Regions from separate parts of the Mus musculus genome. Here region 1 is linked to region 2. A link is a loop called in an ENCODE intact Hi-C map of the cell type or tissue named here. Cell type or tissue: gastrocnemius. All regions are shown on one strand. Each heading gives the region's core, and the rest is flanking DNA. Links, peaks and the distances in the headings are about the cores only. Region 1 has its middle 40 kb from the start of Gm25915. Region 2 overlaps Acsl4 (acyl-CoA synthetase long-chain family member 4).

What was found. A loop is a pair of places that touch in the nucleus more often than their neighbours do. Peaks named below come from ENCODE experiments on the same cell type or tissue, not always from the same donor. Only the 100,000 strongest peaks of a DNase experiment are listed, where the experiment ranks them.
Region 1: it touches region 2 in a loop (9-fold over the local background); 40 of 42 quality-filtered maps call a loop at or near these places.

The regions. Positions count from the first base shown.
Region 1 is chrX:142,517,843-142,533,444 of GRCm38, forward strand. It overlaps the pseudogene Gm4995. Among named protein-coding and RNA genes, the nearest start is that of Gm25915, 40 kb to the left of the region's middle. In gastrocnemius, for the core only: CTCF peaks have their summits at 9,342 (motif pointing left) and 12,279 (motif pointing left); a DNase peak (open chromatin) is centred at 9,323.
Region 2 is chrX:142,363,130-142,378,731 of GRCm38, forward strand. The region is part of intron 1 of Acsl4 (acyl-CoA synthetase long-chain family member 4); the gene reads right to left. Among named protein-coding and RNA genes, the nearest start is that of Acsl4, 20 kb to the right of the region's middle. In gastrocnemius, for the core only: a CTCF peak has its summit at 9,423 (motif pointing right); a DNase peak (open chromatin) is centred at 9,436; H3K4me3 peaks cover 434 bases; H3K27ac peaks cover 2,058 bases.

The sequences.
Region 1 (15,602 bases), core at 4,377-12,376, 150 kb after region 2:
TATCTAGCAAAAGGTTATTCCCAGATGGCATGTGAAATGTGTGCATACTTTTATATCTGTTGCTTTTCTTGTCACTGAGAACAAATATTTGATAAGAAGCAGCTCACAGGAAAAAGGATTTCTCTTAGCTCATAGTTATGGTGAAGAAAGCATGGAGGAGGGGTGGTCATGGAACAGCTTGTTAAATTTCCACCAATCAGGAAGTAGAGACTGCAGAGACAGAACTAGAAATTAGGCCAGGTTATACACTAAGACTCATGTGCTCTAATGACTTATTTCCTCAGGGTAACACTCCTTCTCAAATTACCCAAGATTCTCCACAGTCTGCCTGAATGGTGACACCAACTGGGGACTGAGTGTTCAAGCACATTCATCATCAACATCTTAAGTTCCTCAAAGCCAGATTTTCCTCATATAGTAGTTGTCTTTCTATATTGTTCATGAGAGAAAATTTAAATTTAAAAAAATCATGTACATAGGTGCTTTGCCTGTACTGTGTCTATGCACCACATGATATGCCTGTTGTTTGCAGAGGCAAGAAGAAGGCAGGCATTGGATCTCTTAAAACTGAAGTTATGGAGAGTTGTTAGACCCCATGTGGGTGATGAGACTAGAATTTGGGTCCTCTGGGAGCTCAGTCAATGCTCTTAACTGTTAAGCCATCTCTCCAGCCCCGTGAAGGTAACTTGATAATTGAGAATTAACTTCTTCCCCCTATCCTTCATGTATTTATTATGTTCTGTCTCTTCTTCCTTGAAAGGAAATAAGCAACTTTTTGCTATTTTGTTTTGTTCTTTGAGATAGGGTCTCTGTACATAGTTTAGGCCGCCCTGGTACTCAGTATGTAGACCAGGCTGGCTTCAAACTCACAGAGATACCTGCCTGCCTCTGCCTCTGCCTCTGCCCCTGCCCCTGCCCCTGCCCCTGCCCCTGCCTCCCAAGTGCTACCATGAACCACCATGCCTAGCAAACACTGACCAGCATCTTCTCCTCCTCCTCCTCTTACTCCTCCTCCTCCTTCCTCTTCTTCCTCTTCTTCTTCTCCTTCCCTCTCCCTCTCTCTGTGTCTACTTCTCTCTGTCTCTCTGTTAGAAGGAACATGGTCTCTTGACCATATTGCCCAGTGGTCTTTTTAACCTTTTCCATATTTTGTTTGTTGTGTTTCATATTCTTCTCTTGTAGCCTCAAATTGTCTTTGCTAGCCTTTCCTTTACTCTGTCAAAACAGTCACAAATTCCCATTTCTGGGTGAACATAAGAGATGGGATGGCCATTACTAGGTAGAGGTGCCCTATGCGCTCTCTGTGGAAGATTCATCAGCAGTTCAACACCAGGCCAGCTTGCCAACAGGCTCAGATGACTTGTGGCAACCTCTTGTTTGGATATTAAAGCCAGGGGCATCCCAGATCTCTGTCTGTACAGGTTTTACTCTTTTGGGTGAACTGCTTCATCATCTGGATATTTGGGGACTTTGCAAATACATGCCCAGGACTTTAGCACTTCTGGAATCAGCGGCACACCCTAGCTTAAACAGGAAGAACACTATCAGGAGCGGGTCAAATGCATGACAGAAGTGCAGCAAGGATTAGCATCTAAAGCTCTTAATGACAGCTGCCTTTCAGAGACTTCTGGATGGTGGGCAGCTGCACTAAAGGGTTAGGGGGAATGAATGGTGGAGGAAAATTAGGGCTTGAGTATACTATGGAGGTGTTCTGTGTAAAGATCAGTCTAACTAAAGACCAGGTTTGACACTAAGAAATCCGTGAGATTATGAACGGGCAGATTGTGGCATGCCAGATGTGTTCAACAGAGGAATCTCGATTTGTTAAACTGACTCCAAACAAATAAGCAAGCATACCAACAAGCCATACAGCCAACCTGTGATCAGAGAGTTATGTAAACCAAAGTCCTATGTTTCAGGTTTCTGTATCTTTTCTTCAGCTGAATGTTTCTATAAAGCAATGTCAAGAGTTCAGCCATGCCAGACCGTGGTGGCGCACACCTTTAATCCCAGCACTCGGGAGGCAGAGGCAGGTGGATTTCTGAGTTCGAGGCCAGCCTGGTCTACAGAGTGAGTTCCAGGACAGCCAGGGCTACACAGAGAAACCCTGTCTCAAAAAGCCAAAAAAAAAAAAAAAAAAAAAAAGAGTTCATCCATTTGCCTAATTGTCATGTAACACATATAACTGAAAAGAAATGGAGCTGCTATATTAGCTTGGAACCACGTTATGCTAAGCGCTTAGGAAAAGTTACCCACCGACGAGGACGCGTTCCAAGGCAGACTGTGCTTAGATTCTTGGATCTTCTCTGTGGTGCTGGCAATCAAATCCAGGGTGTCCTTTATGCCCATCAAATGCTCCTGCACTGAATTACAGGCTCAACCCTGGTCCTTGGATTTCTTTGTTGCTGTTTTGTGACAGGTTCTCACTACTGGCTCTCAATGGTCTGGAACGTGCTATCTTCCAACAGTCCTCCTGCCTTTACCTCTCAAGCACAGGGACTACAGTCCCATGTCTCTATGCCCAGCTTGCTTCTCAGATTTTTAAGAGGAGCGGAAAGCAATTAACTGCAGATGAATCAGAAAGCAGGAAACTCCTAACTGTTTATCTATGCAAAGCAGACAGCAAAACCCCAAAGTTATGTTCAAATGACTTTTCTACTCTAGCTTTCCAAAGCCAAGGCATTGCTTCAATTGGTCATTTCTCACGGTTGTCAATGTAGTTCTATTTGACTTTGTTCAGTCTATATAAAATCAGGGATAAATAAAAGCTTAAACCTCTCAAGCTATTTGCCCCCAAACACTAGATCCCATTAGGGTCTAGAATCCAAATTCCATCTTTGTTCCACTTGCACAGTAAGCAATTTTCCTTGACCTTAGTGTCCTCTGCTGTTAAATGAACTAGAATCTATGTGAGACTTCAGCACCTCTAAGTATATACACACTCAGTTATTTTATCCATTCAGTAATCAGTATTTGTTTATCATCTTCCATGTATGCACACAGGAAGGAATGAGATACCACATGCAAATACTACAGAATAAGGCTGGCTCTTCTTTGCAAAAATTATGGAGAGACAACGATACATTTCTTCAATTTATGAAAAAAAACTGCATCAAACAAGTCAAATGAACCACATAGGATTTAAAGAGGTCAGAGGAATAAAGTTTTCTTTAAGCTTTTCATGGTTTTGTTAGTTTGTTTGTTTTGTTGGTTGTTTGGTTTGGGCATTGCTATTGCTGTCGTTATTATTATATTATTTCCAGTGCTGGCCATCAAACCCAGGGCCTTGAGTTATGCCCTAAAGCCTTGGTTGTTGTATTAGTCATTGTTGTTTGAGGCGGAGTTTTATAGATCTCAGGCTGGTCTCTGACTCGTTCTGTAGCTGAGCATGACCTTGGACTTCTGATTAACCAAATGCTGCGATTTCATCCTTGTGGCACCATATCTGGTATGTGGCAATGTTGAGGATGGAACAGGGTTTGTGTATGGTAGGCCAGCACTCTACCAACTGAGCTACATCCCAGTCCCTATCTTGTTTTCCTTGTTGGTGGTGTTTCATTTTGATTAACTAGTTTTGTCTTTGACAATTTTGTACATGGATACAATGTGTACTGATTAGTTTCTCCCCTGCACTCATTTTTTGACCTCATTCCTCTTCCTGTCAGCCCTCTTTATCACTTGCAGTCCCTTTCCCAGAGTTATGACTTTTAGGTTGCTTTTGCAACCCACTTAGCTTAACCAAGGCCATTTGTGTGATCACTGGGCTGGCAGTATTCGTTAGAGCCTAGTGGGCATATAACTAGAAGTAACAATTCTCCCTGTAGCAAATCGAATGTCCTGTGAGATCCAGGAAGACCTCCAGAGATCCTCTCCCATGCATGTGTTCACTGTTGATGACTCTTGTGCAGAGCCGGTGAGACTATCCAGAGCTGTTGCTCTTCTTAACTAGTTCTGGCTGGCAAGCAAGAGGAATGGCAGTTTGGTGATGGGGAGCCTCTGGGACTTCAGTGACCAATAATTTAAAAGAAGATATCTTACTCCTGGCTCTGGAGATTTGTTGAATAATCCATGGCTTCTGGGAGCCACTTTTTTCAGCCATGTAAGATAAATCCTTTTAAAGATTATCTTTACTTTTAATTATAGATGGAAGAGGGGGAGAGGGGGAGAGGGGGAGAGGGGGAGAGGCGGAGAGGGGGAGAGGGGGAGAGGGGGAGAGGGGGAAAGGCGGAGAGGGGGAGAGGGGGAGAGGGGGAGAGGGGTGTGGGGAGCGGGTGTGGCGGCAGTCCCAAAGGCGCCAGGGACTGCAGCTAAGTCATATGACTTGCACCTGACTTCCTCATATAAGACACAAACATCTTGAGTGCTGCGCAGGTGTACCAGGATACAGGTGAATCCAATTTGGTGGAGATTTGCCCCTGCTGCCCTGATTAGCTGAAGCCTCACGACTGGCGAGGGGGCGTGGCCTGCGGTGCGTGGATGAGAGAGAGTATAAAAGGAGTGAGGCCCAGGGTTCGGGGGAGATATATAAACAAGGGAGAGATATAAACAAGGGAGATATAAAAACAAGGGAGATATAAAAACAAGGGAGAGATATAAACAAGGGAGATATAAACAAGGGAGATATAAATAAGGGAGATATATGGAGAAAGAAGAAACAGGACTGAATAAATGTGTGCAGAAGGATCCTGTAGCAGCGTCGTTCTTCCTGGCCTGTTGAGTGCGCGCAACAAGTGGTGCTGAAAACCCGGGAAAAGAAACATCTTCAGGCAAGAGCGAAGACCCCCTGCTACAGGGAGGATTCAGAACTGCATAACGGGGAAGAAGGGGTTAATGAAGTGTTCCCGTAAAACAGACTGTTGAGAAGGATCTGGCGTGGATTCAGAACTCTTCAGCTGGGGAACGGTACTGATAAAGAAGAGAGAGGAAGACTGAAATTTGCTGAATAAACTGCTGTTAGAAGGACTGGTGGTCGTGTCGTTCTTGCTGGTCGAGAGCGGGCGCGACAATTGGTGGCCCGTACGGGGAACCGACTCCCCCACCGAGTTCAGAACTTTCAGCAGTCAGTGGTTGCCGGCAGGGTAAGTTCATGGTGAGTGAAACTTGCAACCCCAGGAGTTTGGGAAGGACCTCGGATAAAATAGAGGTGAGCATAAAGTTGCCAGGAAGTAGGCACAAAGTAACCCAGGAGTTTGGGAAGGACCTCGGATAAAATAGAGGCGAATATAAAGTTGCCAGGAAGCAGGCTTTGGGACAAGTTAAGGTTCCCGGTTTGGGGACAAGTTAAGGAACTATGATAACCTCAGTGTAGTGATCAATAGATCCTCGCTGTGTAGTTATGCTTTTTTCTCCCATTGACCCTTTGTGGGTAGGTCTGATAGTTTTGGTCTTGTTTGTTCTGATATATGGACTCTGTTACTGTTTGAAACTGTGTGTAGAGGCAGTCAAGACAGGTCAGAAAATCCTTACAGAGCAACAAGAAAGTATGTCGGAAGAGGAAAAGGGCTTAAAAAGAAAAAGGAAAAAGAAAGGAGACACAGTGTTATCAGGTGGTCAGGAAGGACGAAATAAAAGAGCCGAGGTGGAGGAGGAAGGCGAATTAGCTTCTGTGCCTCCTCCCTATGCCTCCTCAGCAGCCACCTATAGGTGGACCTTCTGTCCAGAGATTTGGCGTATTGACTCCCCAGATGGACACAAGGTGATTGAGGTTATGGTCTCATCACCACGAGGTATTGTGTCCATCCCCCTGGGGATCGACAGGATCAGGTGTTGACGTGGGCGAGAGGGTCTGTTTGTGTGTTTCCACAGGACCAGATGGAACCTCTTTGGGTGCTGGAGAGATTGGTGAGACGCTGCAAGAATGAGGCTCCTGATCCAGTTGCCCCTGTGGATGTGGTGGATGATCCCACAAGCACAAACGATGGAGCCGAGATGGGAGATCCTTTCGGTATTCCAGAAGCCGATACCAGCTCGACATGACATTCAAATTTTTCCACGCTTTTTGATCCCTGAATTCCCCTTAAAGAGATAGCCCCGCTGGCCATCTATCCCTTGCTTCAGGGAAGATGAGCAGGGATGAGAGCCCTGGGATGTATGCTTGTTATAGTGTGTGTGTGTTTTGTGTTTGGCACATGTGTTAGGTGCAGAGTGTGCGGCCCGCACTTTCGCCATGGTAGCGTAGGCTTTTGCTGCAGTGGAGGCGGGACAATCTCCTCAGATTCGGTTTGCCGCTCTAAAAGAAATTATGCTGCGTTATGCCGTGGGGTGCGAGGCTAAGCACTGCACAGAGGATAGCTGCTGTTGGCATCCTGTGGAAGGCATGTCTGATTGCATGAAGGTTCAGTGTCCTAGTTCCCTTCCCTCAGGAAAAACGACACGGGAGCTGGCCAAGACCTCTCTGGGTGATGAGCCTAAGAGATGGTTTTGTGTAGGGCCCCTATGCTTGCACACTGGGGATCAGACCTCTACCTTCACCCATGAGGCTTGCTTGCAGTAATTAAGATTTGGCCATAGATTAATCAACATCCTGGCCTTTTGATGCACCTGCCGCAAGCAAAACACAATCTCCCCAGGAGTGGCTTGGCATGATTGAGAGGTAGTCAGTGATAAGACTCCCTGGGCATGTCACCAACCTAAGACAGGGATCAAACCAATGCTGTTTGTCACCCAAGGACGGGTAAGGGGCATGGCTGCGGGGGGCTATCTACAGACATTCTCTCTGCCAAAAAAGAAAGGGGGAATTGTGGGGAGCGGGTGTGGCGGCAGTCCCAAAGGCGCCAGGGACTGCAGCTAAGTCATATGACTTGCACCTGACTTCCTCATATAAGACACAAACATCTTGAGTGCTGCGCAGGTGTACCAGGATACAGGTGAATCCAATTTGGTGGAGATTTGCCCCTGCTGCCCTGATTAGCTGAAGCCTCACGACTGGCGAGGGGGCGTGGCCTGCGGTGCGTGGATGAGAGAGAGTATAAAAGGAGTGAGGCCCAGGGTTCGGGGGAGATATATAAACAAGGGAGAGATATAAACAAGGGAGATATAAAAACAAGGGAGATATAAAAACAAGGGAGAGATATAAACAAGGGAGATATAAACAAGGGAGATATAAACAAGGGAGATATATGGAGAAAGAAGAAACAGGACTGAATAAATGTGTGCAGAAGGATCCTGTAGCAGCGTCGTTCTTCCTGGCCTGTTGAGCGCCGCAAAAGAGGGGGAGAGGGGGAGAGGGGGAGAGGGGGAGAGGCGGAGAGGGGGAGAGGGGGAGAGGGGGAGAGAGAAGCCTAAGACATTTGATTCCCCTGGAGCTGAAGATACAGGTGGTTGTTAGAACCTGACATGTATGCTTGGAACTGATTTTGGTCCCCTGCAAGAACAGTATACACTCTGTATATACTCTTACCCAGTGAGCCATCTCTTCTTCATCCCTAAAATACCTTTTTATCATTATAAATTGTGTATTTTTAAATTTGGTTACAGGAGAGTCGAGTTTCCATATTCTGATTTTTATAAGCCCTTTGTTTTTGTTAACACTCCCTCTGCATCTTTCCTTTCCCATCCCTAGTGCCCCCTTGCTTCCTGCCCTTTCTAGTTACTTTTCAACTGCTATAAAGAGACACCATGACCAAGGCAACTTACAGAGGCACGAGTCTATTTGGGGACTTACCGTTTCAGAGAGTTAGAATCTATGATCATCACAGTGGAAAGCATGGCAACAGGAAGGCAGGCATGGTGCTTGGGTAGTAAGTAACTAAGAGCTTACACCCTGATCTGCATGGGGAGACAGAGAGAGAGGAAGAGAGGGAGAGAGGGAGAGAGGGAGAGAGGGAGAGAGGGAGAGAGGGAGAGAGGGAGAGAGGGAGAGAGAGAGAGAGAGAGAGAGGGAGAGAGGGAGAGAGAGAGAGACAGTGACAGCACAAAATTGGGCCTAGTATGGGCTTTTGAATCCTCAAAGCCCATCCCCCACTGACACCAGTCCTCCAAGAAGTCCACATTTCTTTAATCCTTTCCAAATGGTGTCACCAACTGGGAAGGAGGTGTTCAAATCTATGAGCCTGTGGAGGCCATCCTCATTCCAACCGCACCTCAGTATTTCCTCCTCTCTTTCATAGTTCCTGCCTTCTATTAACTTCTCTCTCTCTCTCTTAAAGGACCACCTCTCAGTAGTTTATAAAGTCCTGGCTTCTATAGGCACCCCAAGTTGAACAAACAAAACTGGAATTGACATATAAAGGAGAATGTGAATTTTTTTCCCTGTGTCTTGGGTAAGCTCATTTGATGTAACTTTGGCAGACCTATTTACCTGCATATTTTACATTTTTAATTTGTCTTTACAGTTAAATAAAACACCATTTTATTTATTTACCAGATCTTGATGCTCCACTCTTCAGTTAACGGACACTAAAGCTGATTCCATTCCTTAGCTATGTGAGAATAGTTTAGCAACGAGCATGGATGTTCAAGTATCTCTGTAGAAATAAACTAAGTCTTTGATTATATGCATCATTTGGTAATTCTACCTTTAGCTCTCATAGAAATCTCCACACTGATTTCCATGGGGGCTGCCCCAGTTTGTACCCCTACAGACAAGAACTAAGTGTTCCTCTTTCCCCGCACCCTTGCTAGCATAGCGTAGTCAGAATGGCTATCATCAGGAAACCAAATGACAAGAAACGTTGGCAGTTTCAGAGTTTGGGGTTTGAGTTGATGTCTTTGGTCACTTTGGAGCTGTCTAATAAAGTAGAGAGAGCAGACTAGAAATGGGGTGAGGCTACCCATTCTCAAAGCCCAGCCCAAGTGTCATACTTCTTCCAGCAAGGCTCTTCCTCCTAAACATTCTACAACTTCCCCAAACATCACCATCAACAGGAAACCGTGCTCTAATATATGTGAGTGTATAGGAGACATTTCTTATTCAAACCAGAACATTTATGGATCCTAGGTAGGTATGAATGATTAAAAAAAGGAAGGAGGGGGAGCAGAGGGGGGAGGAGGAGGAAGGGGAGGTGGAGGAAGAAGAAGAAGAGGAGGAGAAGGCGAAGGCGAAGAAGAAGAAGAAGAAGAAGAAGAAGAAGAAGAAGAAGACGACAATGACTTTGGGAACAGGAAGATAGAATGAGGGGGAGGGAAGAGAGTAGTGAAAGGTTAATGTCGTTAACATTTTGTACTATGATTATATGCTAATAAAGCATTTTTAAAATAGACATCCTAGGGGCTGGAGTGATAGCTCAGAAGTTGAACACATTGGTGCTCTACCAAAGGACCTAGATTCAATTTGCACTAGCACAGATGTCTGTAACTCCAGTTCCAGGGAATCTGATGCCCTCTTCTGGTCTGGCTGGGTATTTTGCACACACACACTGCTTACAAGGAAAATGTGCATACATATTTTAAAAATTAAATTAGAATAAAATTTAAAAAGCACAGACATCCTGGATGGGGACATTATCTAGTGGTAGAACATGTACCTAACCTATGTGATGACCTAGATTTTATCCCCACAACTGCACAAGAAACAAGTAACAATAACAAAATTTTTCAAGGGAAATCACAAAGCTGCTTTTGCTCAGGCCTTTGTTCTCTGCAACTTCCCTTCATGTCCCTCATCCAAACTTATTGATGTATTCTTATATTCTTCCCAGCTCTGCATTTGCCATTACAGGCCAAAATTACCCACACATGGCCTGTATGACCTACTGTTCATCCACTCAAGCATCTAAGGATTCGTGGTTTTTCATTAAACGTGTGTTTTCTACCAGGGGTAGGGAATAGATCTCAGGTTTCGAGAAAAGACATTTGAGTTTGATTTTGAAATGATTTTCAGTGACACTGGGAAAAGAGAAAAGCAGAAACATTTGTGGACAGAGAGACTGTATCTCTGATGTTAGTACCTGGATGCATACAATGCCTGACATAGTCTGGATTGTAGTTTTATGTTTATTCCTGTGATAGAACACCACTACCAAAATGGAGGAGTTTATTCCTATTTATACACACACAGTGCACATAATAGTGGGGTGGTGGGGAGCACATGGCATGGTAGCAAGAAGCTAAGAAATGACATCTTCAACAACAGACTTGAAGCAAAGAGAACAAACTGGAAGTGGAGTGAGGCCATAAATTTTCAAAGCCCACTCTTACTGACATATTTCCTCCAGCAAGACTCCATCATCTAAAGGTTTCCTAACATCCCCCAAACAATACTGCCAACTGGGGACTAAGCTTTCACAGACAGAAGCCTCTGGTGGAAATATCTCATTCAAACTACCACAGACAGGTTACTGGAAGTAACCCATTATTCCTAGAATATAAGGAAATAGTTGGAAGTGATGTTTGTTGAAACAGTGAGATGAAGACAAAAGACAAAAAACTAGCTGGGCCTGTCGGTGTAGTCTTTAATCACAGCACTTGGGAGGAAAAGACAGGTGGATTTCTGAGTTCAAGGCTGGCCTGGTCTACAGAGCGAGTTCCAGGATAGCCAGGGTGACACAGACAAACCCTGTCTCAAACAAAACAAAACAAAACAAAACAAAACAAAACAAAACAAAACAAAACAAACAGAAAAACAGAAGCCTGTATTGCTGTACTAAGGTCTTGGATTTTATACATCAGGCTACAAGAAGCCATTGAAAGATTTTGCAGGAGACTAAAATTCAGATATTTATATAAATACCTAGTAGGACCATCAAGTGGGTAAAAACAAAACAAAACACAACACTTGCTGCCAAGCCTTAATGCCTGAGTTGGATTCCTCCCTGGGATATAAATGGTTAATGAAGAGAGCCAAATCCTGCAAGCTGCCCTTTGACCCCAACACATAGCTTTGTTTGTGTGTACTTGTGCAGATAACGACACACATAAATAAATGTAATAAAAATCAGATTAGTTGCAGGAAGAATAATTTAGGGGAGGACTGTGACTTGCCAGGTCACTCCTGCAATATTCCACATGAAAGAGAGGTCTGATTCTAAGAGGCAGTAGTGGGGGAGAACATAAATAGATAGCTAGGCACATATTAGAGGTGTTTAGAATGTAGGTGACAAGACTTAGGGACAGATTAAGTGAGGGGGCTGTGGAAGAGAGTTTGTGACCATGTTGGTGGGCTGGGTGCCAGGGCTGTTTATTAGCACAGGGGATGGTCCCTAAAGACACCAGGCTTGAAGGACCAGTTATGGGACACATTGTAAACCTACTGAGTGCATAGGGCCTCCTTCAGGTACTCTTACATAAACAGCACGTGAAAGAAAGGCGAACACTTTCAAAGCAGCTTAATGAGAAACTGCATAATCTGGCACAACTAATAAAATGGAAGATTAAGTTCTTACTAATTATATCCTCTCTTAGCCAGAAATCTATTGTACTTAGAAATCACCATTAATATAAAGAGCAATTTTAGAAACCTAAGCCTCTATAAAACTGGAATGTAAATAGGAGAAAATACATTACTGTGACTATATTAAATGAACAATATAGAGCCTTTCAGTTCAGTTGTCTGAAATGATTTGGCCAGCTCGTCTCTCTGCATTATAAACTCCTTTCCTTCCCAAGACTTAGAGCTACCCCAGTGAGCTACGTAGATGAGGCAGAGAATAACACAGGTAATTGAAAACCAGACATGAGTCAAAGGTCTGTGGAAATCACCTAAGGAAAAAAATGGAGCCTCTCACCTTCTGAATCCTGGCAGCTCCAACTGGCCAGGTGGTGCCTTCTTAGGGTCTATGCTCTAGAAAGTCTATCTCATGTAGCCAGTTAAGCAAGAATGGTGGGAAGAAATAACAGTGATGATAAAACATAAAAGCTGGGCAGTGGTGGCACACTCCTATCATTCCAACACTCAGAGGAAGGTGGATCTCTGAGTAAAAGGCCAGCTTGCTCTCCAGAGCCTTTTCTAGGAAGGCCATGGCTATGTGGGGAAACCCTTTCTTGAACCCCATATCCACACAAACAAAACAACAACAAGAAGAAGCATAAATTTAAGATAAAGACTTCATTGTCATGCTATTCTTTGTAGGGTGTAAGAGAGCAAAGAGTAAACGGTGGGGGAAAGTGATTAAACAAACAAAGAGATCTATATACAAGGTTTTTGAGTTCCGAGTAGACAGTATCCTTTGTTTTCGAATAGCATTAGCAGTATGCAAAGATAACTGAAACTGCTTTTTCAGAGGATTTGAGTTCAATTCCCAGCATCCTGCACACAACTCTCACCACGGCTCGAAGCTGCCTGTAATTCCACTTGTAGGGGACCTGATGCCCTCTTCTGGCCTCTGCAGTCACCTGCATGCACACGCACATCCTTACACAGAGACAGATGCGTAATTAAAAATGAAAAGAAAAAGAAAATCTTGGTGCTGGGGCAATGGTTCCAGCAGTTAAAAATACTTGATGCTTTTTCAGAGAACGCAGGCTTAGTTCCCAGCACCCACATGGTGCCCTACAACCATCCATAAACCCATTTTCAGATCTATAGTCTTCTTCTGGCCTCTGAGGGCACCAGGTACAAATGTGATATACTTCCATACATTCAAACAAAATACTTGTGCACAAAAATATTTTTAAAAGATGACCGAAATGACAGTTATTTTTTTCACAATTTCAGACAAAACTTTAGAGATTGTACCCTTTTGTCTTTCTCTTATATCCGTACTGTACCAGTATATAATGACAGTTCTACCTCCAAAACATGCCGAGTCCACATAATTTTCTATCACCTGGAGTAAGTTACCTCTTACTCCATGATACCTGTTGCTTAAATAATGGCAGTGATCCCTTCGCCTCTCCTCTTACACAATTCTACAAACTAGTCTTCATTCAGTAGAGTGATCTTTGGAAAATTCCAACTAGTTCATGTTCCTTTGCTTTAAAACTCTTTATGTGTAGGGTGTGATGTTCAATTGATTGAAATCATCTAAAAATAATCCATGCTATCTGGTCTCCATGTATTTCTTCCACACAATCCCTCATTATGCTCTTTCACCCTTCATAGCACAGTAGCCATAACTGGTTTCTTCGTGTTCTTCAAAGAAGTCTATCACTCCTTCCTCTCACTGCACCTGTGGCTCTCTTGGCCCCAAATCCCCTTTCCTCCTATCACTGTGGCCTAACTCCTTTGCTTACTCACCCTTTATTTTCCATTTAAAATGTGTTTCGGAAGTGTTCTTGATCTAATTCTTGTCTCTTTTTTTCCCATCAGGATATAACACATGCAATAAAATTTCCCTTTTAAGTATACAATTTCATGGTCTATATATAGTACAGGAAACTATCCCCAGTATTGAGTGCTATATGTTTTCATAAATCACAATGAAACGAAAATTCCTTTATATCTCCTATTCTCTCTCTTAACTGTCTGGAATAAAGCTTCTCTGAACACTCACAAACATATTTTTGCTTGTACATAAGACTTTTGTTTTCATTTTTCTTGGGAACATATTCAGGGCTTACATTGCCAAGTCACAGAGCCTCACTTTCACTTAGGACTCTAGAGAAGGTTAGTGCATCTGAGACGCCTTACCTAAGTATTCCAAGGACAATCACCCACATCTACAGTCTGTCTCTATGGATTTATTCTATTTTTTTTTCTCCAGGTCACAAACCAATGTCCAAAATAACCTTATTTCATTATTTTGCATATCTGCTTCTTTCCACTAGAATATCAGATTCCCAATGACAGGGACTGTCTTAGTCAGGGTTTCTATTCCTGCACAAACATTATGACCAAGAAGCAAGTTGGGAAGGAAAGGGTTTATTCAGCTTACATTTTCCACATTGCTGTCACCAAAGGAAGTCAGGACTGGAACTCAAGCAGGTCAGGAAGCAGGAGCTGATGCAGAGGTCATGGAGGGATGTTCCTTACTGGCTTGCTTCCCCCGGCTTGCTCAGCTTGCTCTCTTATAGAACCAAGACTACCAGCCCAGAGATGGCACCACCCACAAGGGGCCTTCCCCCCTTGATCACTAATTGAGAAAATGCCTTACAGCTGGATCTCATGGAGGCATTTCCTCAAATGAAGCTCCTTTCTCTGTGATAACTCCAGCCTGTGTCGAGTTGACACACAAAACCAGCCAGTACCTTACCAGAGTTGGTTACTGCTACACTCTTAACCTCTATGAAACTGATTCCCAAACAGTAAAAATTCAGTAAGCATTTAGAGATGATATAAATGAATCAATGAGAAAAAAATGGTTCTTTTTTTTTTCTGTCACCTCAAATATTATTCTGAAGTGCACTAATGACTATTTTAGTTTGTTTTGGTTCCGGTAGTTATTCTTTGGAATAAACAAAAAGTAGCCTAACTACACTGCAGGGAAAGCAGCTCTAGCAAAGATTGCGTGGGTTGCTTGACTTTCATTTTACAGTTCCCCACCTACACAGCCAGTCCCATTTGAATCCACTCATAACTCCCTGCAACTGCAGCGGATCAGGATGACAAAGGAAAGAAAACTCCCTTGAGGAAAACGGGACATGAGATGCCCCACTTTGCAAATGTGTAAATCCGGGCTGTCCCCTTTCTTCAGGATGACTGGATTTTCAATATTTAGATGAGGTACTCAGGTATTTCTGACCTGGACCCTTTTCTAAGTCATTATACCTTTTCTAGAAAATGAGTGATAACTTGGTTTTGACTCTCAAAAAAAATAGTCATTTGAGTAAAATGAATGGTCTACTTGTTGAGATAAAGGAAAGAGGGGGAGCATGTCTGAGAGGTTTTATCTGTTCAGTAATAGAATGATATTGAAATTTGTGTGCACAATGTTAACTCCTGGCATCAGTTTGTGTTCATATGCCCCTCTTGGAGAGCAGAGGCTTCAAACAAACAATAGGAAAAAGGAAAGAGACCCGAATCAGATATAGCTCATTAATATTCCAGCAGAAATCCAAGTGGCCTATAAACATTTTCATATGAATTCTAATATCATCCCTCACACAAGAATTTCTTGGATGCCTTCTGAAAACTGTTACTGGGAATTGCGGAGTGACCATCTTAAGGCTGTAAACAAACGCTTTCTTGGTACAGCCTTGCCCGGGGAGTAAAAGTTTGGCAGGGGGAAGTGTGTGGGAGGTTGAGATTCCTGTAGGGTGGCAACTCCCCCAAATCTAATGATCTCTTCCAAAATGCCAAAGACAGACTCGAAACTCAAAAGGAAAATTAAGTTTGGGTATAAACACGTCTAAGAGTATAGAGATGGCTCCCAGTCATTTATTTTCTGGTGTTTGCTCTGCTTCTAGAATAATATACAAAACAGCAGAGAGCAGAGCAGATCACCACTTACCAGACATGGAAAAGCATCTTGTTTATGGATGCACAGAAATGAAATAAAAGCACAAACATGTGTATGGGCTCTCAGAAGAGCCCAGGAACGTGAGAGTGGGAGGACATACAGATGTTTTACTTTCATTGTTCAGTGTTTTGTTGTTTTTTTTTTTTTCAGAATAAAACCAATCTATTTTTTTTTAAACTCACAATCACAATGCAGTTAGTTTCAAGGAGGCCAAACACTTGCCCAGTAACCAACACTACACACAAGCCTCAGTAAGGGTCCACACTTGTACTATCAATTATAAAGAACCAATTTTACACCTCTTCAGCCTGAATTTCTTGATTAGAT
Region 2 (15,602 bases), core at 4,703-12,702:
GATCTAAAGAGCAAGGACCAGGTCCTATTACCTCTGTACACCACCATCTTGTAAATAGCATCAAATATTTCATAGGATGGATAACAGAAACTAACTCCTGGTACGAGCCATTACTTTTTTCCCCACAGTTCACATCATCCTTCATTTGTTTTAAACTAGTTTTTAGGTTGGATGTTTTTTACATTCTTTTCAACAGACATTTTGAAAACATACTTAAGACAAAAGCTTATTGCTATATTTTAGAAAGATGAGAATTCACTTTAGCTAAACAAAATCTTTAGATCTTTAGTATTGAACCACAAATTTTATTTCTCATGCTAAAACTATATATGGATTGTATATATCATGACAACAGTAAATATTTCTTTGCATGGTTAAATTTTCAGTATGCTATTTATCAACTTTGAAGCCATATTTACTAATATACTAGAACCATATCTTTATCTAAGCTTACTGACAGTCTAGTTTTAATTTCAAAAGAAACTCATCCCAGCTAGTTAAGTCTATTATTACCTATTAGTTTACATAACTTCTCCCCCAGGCAATTAAACACAGCAAGCTATAGCTTTATTAAGTGTCTAAACTACAAGGTGAGTTCCAGACTTCAACTGAGACAAATTGTGGACAAATTCTACTCCTTATTAACAATGTTGGGGAATTTAGAAACCAAATAAGCAGTTATTTTAGGTATAGCCTTTCTGTGTGTAGCACAGGTTGGCAATCCTAATGCCCCAGCCTCCTAGGCGCTGCAATGGCAGGCCACAAAACACTTAAAAAATACTAGAATAGAAAGAAGTGAATCAGTTTAAAAGGGAACTCTTCATAGACACACCAGCGGAAAAGTAGTTTACCAGGATCTGAGAGGAAAGAAAATAAGGTTGTAGCAGTCAAAGAACATAAAGTTTCAGTCATAATTCCTAAAGACCTATTCTGCAATATGCTGACTAGAGATAACAAGACTGTCTTGTACACTTACATTTTTTTCAGAGGGAACTTTTTCAGAAGTATTCTGGTCAGCCATATGCAAAGAATAAGATGAGAGGAAAATTCAGATGGTGATGGATTGGTTTATTGTACAGACTGTGGTGATGGTTTTGTGGTGTGTATATTAAATATATTCAACTTTTGCCAGGTATTGATGGCTCATGCCTTTAATCCCAGAACAGGAGGCAAAGGCAGTTGAACCTCTGCGAGTCTGAGGCCAGCCTGATCTACAAAGCTAGTTCTAGGATGGCCAAGACTACACAAAGAAACCCTGTATTAAAACACATAGAGAGAGATTCATATTCATTCTCTCTCGCTCTCTCTCTCTCTCTCCCCCCCCCCCCGTTTACATGTCAATCATGGCTCAGAAACCTTAAAAAGATAGGACATTAATTCTTGTCTATTTGTAGAAGACTTGTGTGTGTGGCTATGATGTTTCTCCAACTTACAATGAATGCAAATAAGCATGAGCAGCAGTGAGCATGCACAGCGAGTCTACCCTTTCCTCGATCACAAGGCTTTGTGAGCAAACATTTCTTAAGATAGTTGACTTGAAGGAGCCTAACTTGTTCTGCTATCTGTGGCAGATCCTGCTTGACTGTTTGGAAACAACCACTAGGTAGGAGATGAGCACTGCCATTACATTGCACCAATGCAAATATCCTAGACAATAAACTGCAGAACAGCACGCACTGAACTAAGCTGCTGCCTGGCAAGGTGATGCAAGAAGTATGCTAGACTCCATGGATGAATCTAGATTTCCAAGCTTTCACTTAAAATACTAAAAAATCTGAATAGCACTTCAAGGAAGTGCTTGTTACTTGGTAAGAAAATACTATGGTCGTGTCTTTCCACAAAATTTGTAAGATTTTTTTTTTATCCAGATGTTATAAAAGTCACATAAAACATGTCTTAACCCAGATATAGCTCTCTTGTGAGACTATGCCGGGGCCTAGCAAACACAGAAGTGGATGCTCACAGTCAACAATTGGATGGATCACCGGGCCCCCAATGGAGGAGCTAGAGAAAGTACCAAGGAGCTAAAGAGATCTGCAACCCTATAGGTGGAACAACATTATGAACTAACCAGTACAGCCAGAGCTCGTGTCTCTAGTTGCATATGTAGCAGAAGATGGCCTAGTCGGCCATCAATGGGAGGAGAGGCCCTTGGGCTTGCAAACTTTATATGCCCCAGTACAGGGGAACGCCAGGGCCAGGAAACAGGAATGGATGGGTTGGAGAGCAGGGTGGGAGGAGGGTATAGGAGGTTTGGGGATAGCATTTGAAACGTAAATGAAGAAAATATCTAATAAAAAAGAAAGAAAACACACACACAAAAGAAAACATGTCTTAAATAGCTATAATCATAGAAATGACTAATATAATGAACACTACGTAATTAGAATTTTAGGAAAATATTTGTGACTTCCTCTGTGCAAACTAATAAAAATATATCTTTAGAAACAGGGTCTTAAAGTTTGGAGCTGAGACGAAAGGATGGTCCATCTAGAGACTGCCATATCCAGGGATCCACCCCATAATCAGCTTCCAAACGCTGACACCATTGCATACACTAGCAAGATTTTATCGAAAGGACCCAGATGTAGCTGTCTCTTGTGAGACTAGGCAGGGGCCTAGCAAACACAGAAGTGGATGCTCACAGTCAGCTATTGGATGGATCACAGGGCTCCCAATGGAGGAGCTAGAGAAAGTACCCAAGGAGCTAAAGGGATCTGCAACCCTATAGGTGGAACAACATTATGAACTAACCAGTACCCCGGAGCTCTTGACTCTAGCTGCATATGTATCAAAAGATGGCCTAGTCGGCCATCACTGGAAAGAGAGGCCCATTGGACACGCAAACTGTATATGCCCCAATACAGGGGAACGCCAGGGCCAAAAAAATGGGAATAGGTGGGTAGGGAAGTGGGGGGGGAGTATGGGGGACTCTTGGGATAGCATTGGAAATGTAATTGAGGAAAATATGTAATAAAAAAAATTTTTTAAAAAGTTTTCTGGAAAAAAAAAAGAAAAGAAACAGGGTCTTATAGTTTAAAATACATCCTATTACTGAAAGTGTCACCAACTCTTTACAGTCTAGCACTTACATTACTGTGCATCTATTTCCAGTTTTGCTTGAACAGTTTTTATTAGATAAAACAGGTAAGACTAAATTATGGTTTCATCAAATATAGGGCCAACTCAAATAAATTGATGCCATCAAATTCAAATAAAAAGGAGTACTTTAAATATGATGTTAAAGTGGATAGAAATTGGCCAGGTGTGATGGTACTTGCTTTCATCCCAGCACTCAAGGAGGCAGATCTCTACATTCAAGGCTAGCCTGGTCTGCATAGCAAATTCCAAGACAACCAGGGCTACAGAGAAATGCTGTCTCAAAAAAAAAAAAAAAAAAAAAAAAAAAACAGTAATGTGTAAACTCGAACACGTTTTATCAAAAGATTTTGGTGGGTGCAAGAGATTGCTCAGTGGTTAAGAGCACTGACTGCTCTTCCAGAGATCCTGAGTTCAATTCCCAGCAACCACGTGGTAGCTCACAACCATCTGTAATGGGATTTGATGCCCTCTTGTGGTGTGTTTGAAGACAGCTACGGTGTACTCACATACATAAAAATAAATCTTAAAAACCAAAAGGAAATTTGGCAATGTGTATTAAGAGGCCTTGTAGTGGCTATTCCTGGTTGTCAACTTGATTATATTTGGAATGAACTATAATCCAGAATTGGAAGGCTCACCAGTGACCCTTATCTGGAGGCTGGGAGATAGAAGTTTCTGATCTGGATCTTGGTATGGAGATCTTGAGGCATTAGTGGCTATGGATTCCAGATTAAATCTCTGGGTTCAAGGTCATCCAGGATTAAAGGTGTGGCAAAACACACCTTTAATCTGGGCTACACCTTCTGCTGGAGACAATATAAGGACATTGGAAGAAGGGAGTCTAGCTCTTGCTCCTTCACCTGCTTGCGGTGTGGGACTGAGTAACTGCTAGATCCTTGGACTTCCATTCACAGCTAATACTGAGCCATTGTTGGGAATTGAGCTGCAGACTGTAAATCATCAATAAATTCTTTTACTATCTAGAGACTATCCATAAGTTCTGTGACTCTAGAGAACCCTAACTAATACAGAAGTTGGTACCAGGAGTGGTTCTAGAGTAACAGAAGTACAAGGATGAATCTTTTAAAATACTGGAATTGGCTTGTTGCTCCACCAGCACTTTCAACTACTGAAACCTCTCCAGATTCTCTCCCTCCTGGGAGCTCAGAGAATTTTGAAGACCCATGGTTGAAACTATTTCAAACTTAAAGAAGCTAATGCCCTTGATTTTCTTGATGAATTAGGTGATTCGGTGTACAAAGCTTTCTACAAGATGGGGAAAAAAATCGGAAAATGATTTTACTGGCTGGCTGCTCTTAGCATCTGGGGAAAAAATGATGAATGAAAGGAAGGAGTTGTGTGATAAAATCGAAAGGCTCCAGACACAAGTAAACGATCTAAAAGTTGCTAAGTGTGTCCTTGAGGAGAATCTTCTCTCTTGTAGCAATAGAGCTCAAGTTGCAGAAAATCAAACTGAAATCCTCATTGTAAGGTTGGCTGAACTACAGCGAAAATTCAAGTCTCAGCCTCAGAGTGTGTCGACAGTTAAAGGGTACTAATTGACAAAGAATGGAATCCTATAACTTGAGATGGGGATGTGTGAGAAGACCATGTTGAAGCTGAGAATTTTGAATCTTCAGATTCTCAAGGGTTTGCCCCTCCTGAAGAAGCAGTACCCTCAGCCCCACCACCACTTGAAATAATGCCTTCCCCACGTTAGGAAAGTAATTCTGCAGAGTCTGATAAACCAGCAGTGACTTTCATTGAAGAAATGGCCAGATGTATGATTATTCACTGAGTCATGGGCTGTAGCCAATGGATTGGCTAGATGGTCAGGGACTTGGAAAGATCACAATTGGAAAATTGGTGAGAAAGACATCTGGGGAAGAAGTATGTGGATAGATCTCTCCAAATGGGCAAAGGATGTGAAGATATTTGTGTCCCATGTAAATGCTCACCAAAAGGTGACTTCAGCCGAGGAGGAGTTCAATAATCAAGTGGATAAGATGACCCGTTCTGTGGACAGTCAGCCTCTCTCCCCAGCCATCCCTGTCATTGCTCAATGGGCACATGAACAAAGTGGCCATGGTGGTCGAGATGGAGGTTATGCTTGGGCTCAGCAACACGGGCTTCCACTCACCAAGGCTGACCTGGCTACAGCGGCTGCTGAATGCCAGATCTGCCAACAGCAGAAACCAACGCTGAGCCCCAGATATGGCACCATTCCTCGAGGTGACCAGCCAGCAACCTGGTGGCAGGTTGACTACATTGGACCACTTCCTTTGTGGAAAGGACAGCGTTTTGTTCTTACTGGAGTAGACACTTATTCTGGTTATAGATTTGCCTTTCCTGCACGTAAAGCCTCTGCTAAAACCACCATCCACGGACTGACAGAATGCCTTATCTATCGTCATGGTATTGAGCCAGGCGGTGGTGGCAAACATCTTTAATCCCAGCACTCGGGAGGCAGAGGCAGAGGCAGGCGTATTTCTGAGTTTGAAGACAGCCTGGTCTACAGAGTGAGTTACAGGACAGCCAGGGCTACACAGAGAAACCCTGTCTTGAAAAAAAAAAAAAAGAAGAAGAATGGTGTTTATAGATAGGAGAAAAACCAAGAACAGCAGCATCTAAGCAACACTTCAAAACGGAAATGTCCAGATTGCAGAATTATAGGTGGCTTTAAAAAAAAAAACGTTATCCTTAAATTTGTCTTAGATCTTTTTAAAGCTTCCACAGAGAATATAATCCATGTTTCACTAATAATAAGAAAGACTTTCAGTTAGTTCTAATTTATGCTGATATATTTCTCTGTGTTGATAAGTGACAATCAATATATCATCCCCAAAGGTAAAATTTGAACCAACTCAGGAGAATAAGTGATACTTAAAAAGAAGCCAAGATCTGATTTCAAATATACTAATACAATTAGATTGAATACTTCCTCTGTTTTCTTTTTTTCTTTAGGGTGGGTGAGGAGGGGTTCAAAATGGGGTATCTCTGTGTAGCCCTGGCTGTCCTGGAACTCACTCTGTAGACCAGGCTGGCCTCGAACTCAGAGATCTGACTGTCTTTGCCTCCTGAGTGCCAGGATTAAAATTGTGCACTACAGCCACCCGATATTTCCATCTTTCAACCAGATTTAAAGTCAAATCAACAACCTTTTTCTTATTATAACTATAATGCTGTTTGCTAAGACTAAGCATCCTTGCCATTCCCTCTGTTAAAATGAAACTAACAAAGGCATGGTGTGGCTGCAGGTCAGGGGAAGAGTGCTTACCTAGTAGGCCAAGGGCCTTATTTTCATCCCTCTGCACAAATAAATGAGCAAATACTAGCAAAAAAAAATATTACTGTTGTGGTCCCACGAGTCACCCCAGAAATATTTCAACTACCACTAAATAAATAGATGCCATTAAAAAGCCAGCAACTATGAAGCGTCCCACACACAAATGAAAGTGTTAATAATGTCTGGAGTCCACCGCTCCATCTATCTTTCCTATTAAAACAAACAAGAATACAAATGATAGAAGACAACTACATAATATAATACTTAATAACCCTTTTAATGTCTGTGTGTAGACTACAGAGTATTGCTTTCTACACTGGTAATCAGAGGGTCTTTGAAGGGATTTCAATAGTGAACCCTTTTTTAGTACCTCTTGTTTAATATCTGGCCTCTGGAAACAAACATGAAACTTTAGAGACTATCACTTTACCAAACACAGTCTTGCTTTGAGACACTGCAAGGAAATGTGATACCTTATAAATGTGCCCTGGATGATTTCACAAAGTAGGACGCAGAGAAAGGCTGAATCATTTCTCTCCCTCAAAGTTTTCATTTCAGAATGTTTCAGGCAGCCGTAAAGCATCATTAAGTAATCTCACTTCCTGTAAGGTCAACGGGTCTCTGAAAGTGTCCTGCAGTAACCTCAAGAGGGCCGTGCTGCAGGAAGTTCACAATCCTGACGACTAGGCAAGAAAGCCATGTGCTATGCACAGGAGTTTATTGCAATACACAACAAGAGATTTACTCAAAACAACGTTGCCTTCCACGTTAAAGGAAACTTAGCTATAACTGCACAGAAGTAACACTTGAGAAGCTAGATTCCAAAAACCATGATTTATCACGAAGAAAGGAGAATCAGCGTGGTCACATCTCCAAGCTTCCCAAGAACTGTAGCTGAGCTGTCATCCTACAGTAGAATCAGACTCCTCTTTTAGAAAAAAAAAGTTGTCTCTAGTTATCCCACATACAGAAAATACAGATAGATGTATGATCACTATACTGAAAACACTTGCAGGTTCAAACTCTTCTTTGAATCCATAGTCATGTGTCATACATGAGTAACAAGAACACTAGCTACACAGCATTAACCTCACTGTCTCTTCTGTCTGTCTGTCATCCCCTACTTCTCCTTCACATATGTGTGCACATACGTTATAGTCTTACAAAAGCTACAATTTTAGCTTATGTACAACTGAGCATTTACAATCCACCTAAAATCTACAATAATGCCTTGATTCCAAATTAAAATCTTCATCTTAAAAGGATTAAGGATTTATTTTTTTTTTTGTATTTATATGAGTACACTGCAGCTGTCTTCAGACACACACCAGAAGAATGCATTGGATCCCATGACAGATGGGTGCGAGTCACCACGTGGTTGCTAGGACCTCTGGAAGAACAGTCAGTGCTCTTAACCACTGAGCCATCTCTCCAGCCCAAAAGTTTATATTTTAAGATGAAATAAAACATATGCAGTGGAAGAAATATCTCCATTTAATTTTTATTTTTACATTCATGCAAGTTTAAAAGACAATAGTTCAAATATTGAAACTGAGTTCCAATTTAACACTGAAAATCAAAAAAAATATGTTGACAAGTTAACTTCAGAAATCAAACAAAATTTCTACCTTTTGCAGATTAATGAACATCTTGTGTTCTGGAGGCTTTTTTTGGCAGTAAATAAATAAATAAATAACATAATATAATATAATATAACATAACATAACATAACATAACATAACATAACCAGTTATAATTTCCCATCTATACTTTTCTGGAAACCTTAGCAATGCATATCAAATAATGCTTGTTTGACTACCAGCCAATGACAAAAGACTAAAGCGAATCTGAATGTTTGTAAACTAATGCAGACCCTATAAATGCCAGCTGCTGGAATAGTTAATTCTCTGGGTCTCCAGTGCAGCCTCAGCATGCTAAGAAATGAGAGCAGAGCTCTCACCGGCTCACAGGCACCATGCTTCACCCGAGCTTAAGGCAGCCCAGATGAAAGGCAGCCTGCAGAACAAACAGGGGTCAATATGCCACAACTAGACAACTTATGTTCAACTGCTGGCTGGGCCACTTACTGGAGGCTGGTGACCTCTTAGATCCAGTTACCACAAGTATAAAATAGGGAGAGCACGGCTAGTGCCCACACCTTTTGCCATGATGAACTTATAGTTTCTCAAAAGCAATGACTTCTGGTCTTTCACCTCCTTTCCTAGCACATCATTTCTCTTCTGTCAGGAACATTCTATTCTTCCCTTTTCCGGCTTCCTTTACATCTTCATTTAAGCAGTTCTGGTAGAAAGCCCTCTCTGACTGTCCATCTGTGTCACATGCATTTGACACTGGCCCTCAAAGCACTCTGGAGCTCCGCACTTAAACTTCTACTTGTGGTCTCCTGCTTTAGTTCTCTCATTATTTAAGATGAAGGCCATGCTTCTCTTGATCACCACTGCAACACTGGGGAGCACCATACGGGTACAGGGCAGACTCCAAGTAGATGCTTAGTTAAGTGTTCCTTAAATGAATATTGAATGAAATGACCAGTCAGACAATGGCAAATAACAGCAAGAGGAAATTGAGGAAGAATTTCTAAGCTACAGCTTTCATGCTACGCTGAAGTATGAGCTCTTCACATATTACAGGAGTGTTTCTTCTTATACAACGAGAAGTTTTCCATTAAACATCAAAAGAAGTATCATATTCTTACCAAAATACAAAATAAGTGCCCTTTTGTGCAAAGAACCATAACTTCATAAAGCAGAGCAAACAAGAATCCACTCGGTATGTTTACGCTTATTATTAATATCGTGTCCCATATTCCAAAGTCTTTATTTAAATAGACTATCAGAACCACGTTATACAGCTCGTGTTCAGCTCCCTAAATATCAGCTGAAACACGCAAATATTAGTGGCCTGAGTGGAGGAAAAAAAAACAGAAGATGAAACCATGAACAAAGAAGAACATACAAGAAAAAGTATTTGAAATGGTGAAAAATAAATGCAGCAATAATAGCAGCGTTTCTATACATTGCCACTGGGTGGCAGCACTGTAACTAGCTAGGCAACACAGAAATGAACCTGGAGACAGATCAGGCTGTTTTACAGAGCTTAAGTTGAAAACTCCAGTCAGTTTCTATACTGATAGGCAACACATTCAAGGTTCTGTCGTCATAGGCCTTAAGTAGGTTATGAGACTTGAGGAAGGTAAGTTTAGTTACCACTTTGGCCTAAATATGTATGTCAGTACCCTATTCTAAATGTGGAGATTCTCAGTGGAGAAAGAGGGATTAGAAAAACCTAGAAAGCATTTGCAAAATTCAGGGTGAACCACATAAAAGTATGACAGTCAAAAGTTCACTACATACATTTTTTTTAATTCCACAAACTTAAATAGTTCAATTTGACATACGCATATATTATTAATCCAGTACTACGGCTGAAAGGTAATAGTTCTATTTTTTTTTAAGGTGAAAAAAGCATTGGAAACATAGTTGGCCTTTTACTTAATGTAATAAAGAATTAACTGAACAGAGATACAACAAAGTATTTAAGGTGAAGGAATAACATATTAAAAAAACAACAGATATAAGTAAAAAATTACCAAAGAAAAGACATGTTATATTTAAGTGTAAAAAGGAAAATTTCAAAAATGTATTTAAAATATGTTTGGCAGCCTATCTTTTAGGGAAATCCAGAGTTTGTGAGAAATGGGCTTATATTCTCCATAGAAAAACAGACAAAGGTGTCTATTTAAAAAATGCTAAAACTCAGTTGTCTCTTAGGATTACCCATACTTTATTTTTGTAATTGTCTCTATATATTCTAAAATAAATGTATAGAGTACTTTGAATGCTGTGACAGAAATCAACACCTAGGTAATACAAAGTGAATTCTAGCTTAATTGCTTTGCCACTGTTATGTTATAAACAATGTTGAAATTAGGGGAAACAGTACAAATTATACATGGACTGTAGCACCATCTCTAATATATTTTCTATGGGCTTAATATCGCTCCAAATAAAACGTGTTCATTTAAAAGCAGTAAGATCAGCATTAATGTCACAATTAAAAATACAGATTATCGGTCTGGAGAGGTGGCTCAGCAGTTAAGAGCACCGACTGCTCTTCCAGAGGTCCTGAGTTCAATTCCCAGCAGCTACATGGTGGCTCATGTAATGAGCATCCAAAGCTGTCTTCTGGTGTGTCTGAAGGCAGTGACAGTGTACTCACATATAGTAAATAAATGTATGTTAGTAAATGTAAATGAGCAAGTGGGACTGGAGCGGGCGGGGCCAGAAAACAAAAGTATGTACCAATTGTAAGAATTTACAGTGTATTCACATACATACATACATACATACATACATACATACATAAGACCGTTTTTAAAAAGGAGTCATTTATTTAAGCCATTCCTAAGGATTCATAATAGGTAAACTAAACTCTTGATCAGTAAATCATCACACCTTCTAACATTATAACACAAAACTGTAGAGGCAGCTATGCCATTGAGTCTCCCTTAAATATACAAATGGTATGACTCTGCTGGACCAAGTTTACTGAAGCAAGAAACAAATCCTGAAGGATCCCCTGATTGGTTTGTAATCACCATACCATGGAGAGTTGATTAGGAAATGAATTAAAAGTTAAAATACAGTCTTGACAACTGTTTTCTGTCACATTCAAAAACAGCTACTCTCCCAAATCCTTAGTAGTTACAAATGCATGTGCAAGCATCTGTTCAAGAAACAGCCCATAAGCTGTGCTCTGCCCTCATGGAACTTGGTGTTCAATAAACAACATTTTCAGGAGACAGCAGCCTAATATAGATAAAGAGGTACACCAGGAGAAGGTCACAGACGAGGCAAATCTTCTCGTCCAACTAGATGATTACAGACTTTTAAAAGTTATTAATAATAGCTACTGAGTATCCAGTTATACGTGCTACTGCTAAAAGGTGGGGAGAGGATTATCTGGCTTGCTTACTTAAAATCAATTTTTATTTTAAAAGTTCATTTAAACGTCAGGCCATGAAAACACGTGCACAACAAAGAATGAATATGAGGTTCTAAAAGAGCACAGAGGAATGAAAAATGCCATGTCCAAAAACACAAATAAGGGGCCGGAGAGATGGCTCAGCGATTAAGAGCACTGACTGATCTTTCAAGGTCCTGAGTTCAAGTTCTAGCAACCACATGGTGGCTCACAACCATCTGTAATGGGACCTGATGCCCTCTTCTGGTGTGTCTGAAGACAGCTACAGTGTACTCACATAAAATAAACCTTTAAAAAAAAAGTGATCGGGCATGGTGGTGCACGCCTTTAATACCAGCACTTTGGGAGGCAGAGGCAGGCAGATTTCTGAGTTCGAGGTCAGCCTGGTCTACAAAGTGAGTTCCAGGACAGCCAGGGCTACACAGAGAAACCCTGTCTCGAAAAACCAAATAATAATAATAATAAATTAAATTAAATTTTTAAAAAAGCACAAACTAAAGGTCCTGACCGAGCTCATATATTGACCAGTCAACGATTACAAACAATACCCCACATGGTTATATTATTTTAGGAAGTATAAAATCTGGAATAGTTTAGATCCCTGGTGGAACATAGCCAAGGGAGTTTTTTTTGTTGTTTTTTGTTTTTTTGTTTTTTTTTTTTTTTACCCAGGTATTTAAGATGCTTTACTGTAAGACATATATCCAGAATGCCAAAATCAAAGCTTAGGGCTGAGGGTACAAAGCTCAGTGGTATAGCATTTACATAGCATGCTCTCAGGCACAGAAAAACAAAGTAAAAACACATAAGAACTGACTAGAAATGAAGTGTCCGAGTACTACAAGATCTCATGCAGATGCGAAGCCTTCTTCCATCTCAATGAAATACTTTTTAAGGAAGACGATCTATGTATTCACATACAGTGGCTAGCTAAGAAAACACCCCAACCAGATTCTATGTTGGTATTTAGTGCTGATGAATCCTGCCCATAAACCCAAACACATTTAACTTCTGTGGGATCGTAGATGAAAAGTGCCTTGAAGACACCCCTCCGCATTTATGTCTGTGATCACTTAATGTCAAGTGTCATCTTTCAAGTAGACAGCAATCCAATCCTCTTTGCAACCTCTGTAACCAGTGTCAACATCAGTAAAAGAAAGTTAGTTTGCCTTTTCATGTGTCTGGAGCAATCTGCTGCCTACCCTTCTTCAAAAGCAAGGCCAAGGTCAGCAGCATAATAGGATGTTGTGAAATGTTCTTTCTTACCTCGCAGCCGCTTGAGCTCTGCTGTCTCTGTCACTTGGCAAGAGTGACTTGCAGTTAAGGTTATTTCTTTATTGTTTTAGAGTTACATTTTGCTTATGTTTGTGAATGGTTTGCCCACATGTAGAGCTGTTCACCATTTGCAAACCTGGTACCCATGAAGGCCAAAAGAGGGCACTGGATCCCCTGGAAGTGGAGTTCCAAAGGACTGTGAGCTTCCATGTGGACTCTGGGAACTAAACAGGAGTCTCATGAAAGAGCAACAAGTGTTCCAGACTCTCTGAAGATATTTTAAAAGAGGAATAAATGATGCCATTATCTTACAATTTCCAAGTCAAACATGCCTGAAAGTAGAACTGAGGTTGAGAGCCAGGAGCCCAGTTCAGGTAACATCCGGGTCTTCCATCAGTACTGGGGCAGTATCAGTGAAGCCAGAAGGAAGAACTCTCAAACCAAGAACTCTCAAACCTGGCTGAGAACTAAACTCTAAGCACAGTTACAACCTGCAGCCTCTGAGCTGAATGCGGACGAGGAGAGTTAGGGATGAGGTCCAATATAAAATCATACACATTACGAACTGATTTTACAATTTTTTCTTGCAACTCCCAATTGTGTAGTTCTCAAACATAAACTCTGCCAATGACCACATCTTGTTGCACGGTCCAAAAGGTGGGCATGCTGTAGAGAATCTGTATACATACAGTCCAACTTTGAACTGCTATTTTTCTTTTTTTTTTAAGATTTGTTTATTTTTATGTGCACCAGTATTTTGCCTGCATGTATATCTGTGTAAGGGGGGGTCAGATCCCCTGGAACTAGAGTTACAGACAGTTACGAGCTAGGAATTGAACCCAGATCCTCTGGAAGAGCTGCCCAGTGCTCTTAACTGCTGAACTATCTCTCCAACCCCTTCTCATTTCTTTTCTTTAACTGAGAGGCAGAAGCTAATCCTAGCACTTAGGAGTATGAGGTAAAAGGACCAAAAGTTTGATAGTTTTTTTTTTTAATCAACTGACAAGCCTAACAATTTTCCATCTTTAGTTTATAGTCACTCCTCCTAAACAAAAGAAGTATTTCCCATGACTTTGTAATCAAATGTTACATCATCCAGAAACTAGTTTAAATGGTTTGTTTTCTTAGCTAAGAATGATGCAAAACTAGAGAAATAAACGTCAGCTGAAAAAAAAAACTGTAATCAAAGTCACTACTTCCAAATTAGTTACTTGCTATCTCTTCAAGTCATCAGTTCCATTATGAACGTTAGAGAGTACTCGTTTTATATTTAGTAAATATTTACTGGAGACTATGTTCATGAAGTTTAACACTGCAGAGCCTCATATTGATCCCAACTGCTGTGATAAATTCCGTGACCCAAAGCAGCTTGAGGAGGAAAGGGCTTATTTATTTCATCTACAGCTTACAGTTCATCACCCAAGGAAGTCAGAGCAGGAACTCAAGGAACTGAAGCAGGATCATAATAAAGCCACACTGTTCACTGGCTTGCTCAGCCTGCTTTCTGGAACAACCCAAGACCACCTACCAATGTGTGCCTCTGCCCACAATGGGCTGAGCCCTCCCATATCAATCATTAATCAAAACAATACCCAATTGACATGCCAGTGGGCAATCTAACTGAGGCATTTCCTCAATTCAGCTCCCTTCTCAGATGACTCCAGCTTGCATCAGGTTGACACAACTTGCTCTTTAAATATCATACAACAAACTGAATTGCAAATGTCTGGTTTTCACAATTCAAAGGACACCCAGAGTCCAGATCATCACTGTCACTTCCTCCTCATCTCTGGTAATGACCTTGTACATCATCCACCTCCTCCTTCCTGCAGGGAGTTATCTTGAGCAACGTGGTCCTTCAATTAAAGACTGGGCACAATCACAAGTCTCACCACGTTCAAGATCAACGATAGCTGGAAAACCAAGGATCCTCTATGGATAAAACCAAGATAATATGGTCCTTACAGTTAAAGTTGTTTTGAGAAAAGTACCAGCTAGCCGAAACTTGTTACTTTTGAACCCCCCCCCATTCTACTAAATGTTACCATTTCAGCACTAGCCCACCAACTAAGGAGAAAGACTTCATATAGCCAAAGTATATGGTAGAAATGTAGGGTGACACAGAAAGACAGGAAGTGGGCAGCCATCCTGCAACAAAAGTATTTTTCTCACAAATAGTAGAGCTAGCACCATCCATGGAGCCTTTTTGCCTATTTCTCCCCCACTATTAAAACCTACTGCGCTAGGGAAAAAAATACCGTTTTAATCTTACTATTTTATACACCAGGGCCTGGCAATTACCAGTTATTCAATTCTACCTAGGCAAGTAAGTCCCAAAAGAAATGGCTAAGCTGTAAAAGTCATGTTGCTTACAAACAGCAACAGGGAAAGCAGGGGGGTTCAGTGGGTAGAGGCACCATGTGCAGGCCTGACTGAGTTTGATCCCCAGAGGCCACAAGGCTGCAGCAGAGAGCCTGTTCTCACGAACTGTGCTCAATCTTCCATGTGTGCAAAGGCACACAAATAATAAGCAGAGCGTTCCGGGATAACTTATTGAGTTATCTCCTTCCGGGGTACATATTGAGATCCAATCTCGAAACATACATGAATAAGTCAGGGATTAAGAAAGAAGGTAGGCAAGTAAGTCCCTGCAAAGATTTCCGTTTTGCAGTCATCTCTTCTATAACTGCCCAAGTTTTAAGGGATTACCACCTGTAAGGAAGTAGAGTACCCATCCCTGCTATCCAGGGAGGAAAATAGAAGACATTCCTTACATGCCTGCAGTTGTGGATGGTTCCATACTTTACCCATGCTAGTGTTTCCTTGTCTACACATCTCTTTAGTAAAGTTTAATTTGGAATTTTGGCAGAGAAAGATTAAGAGCAATGGGGACCAGTAAAATAATTTTAACAAGATAGTCTGGCAAAACGTATTT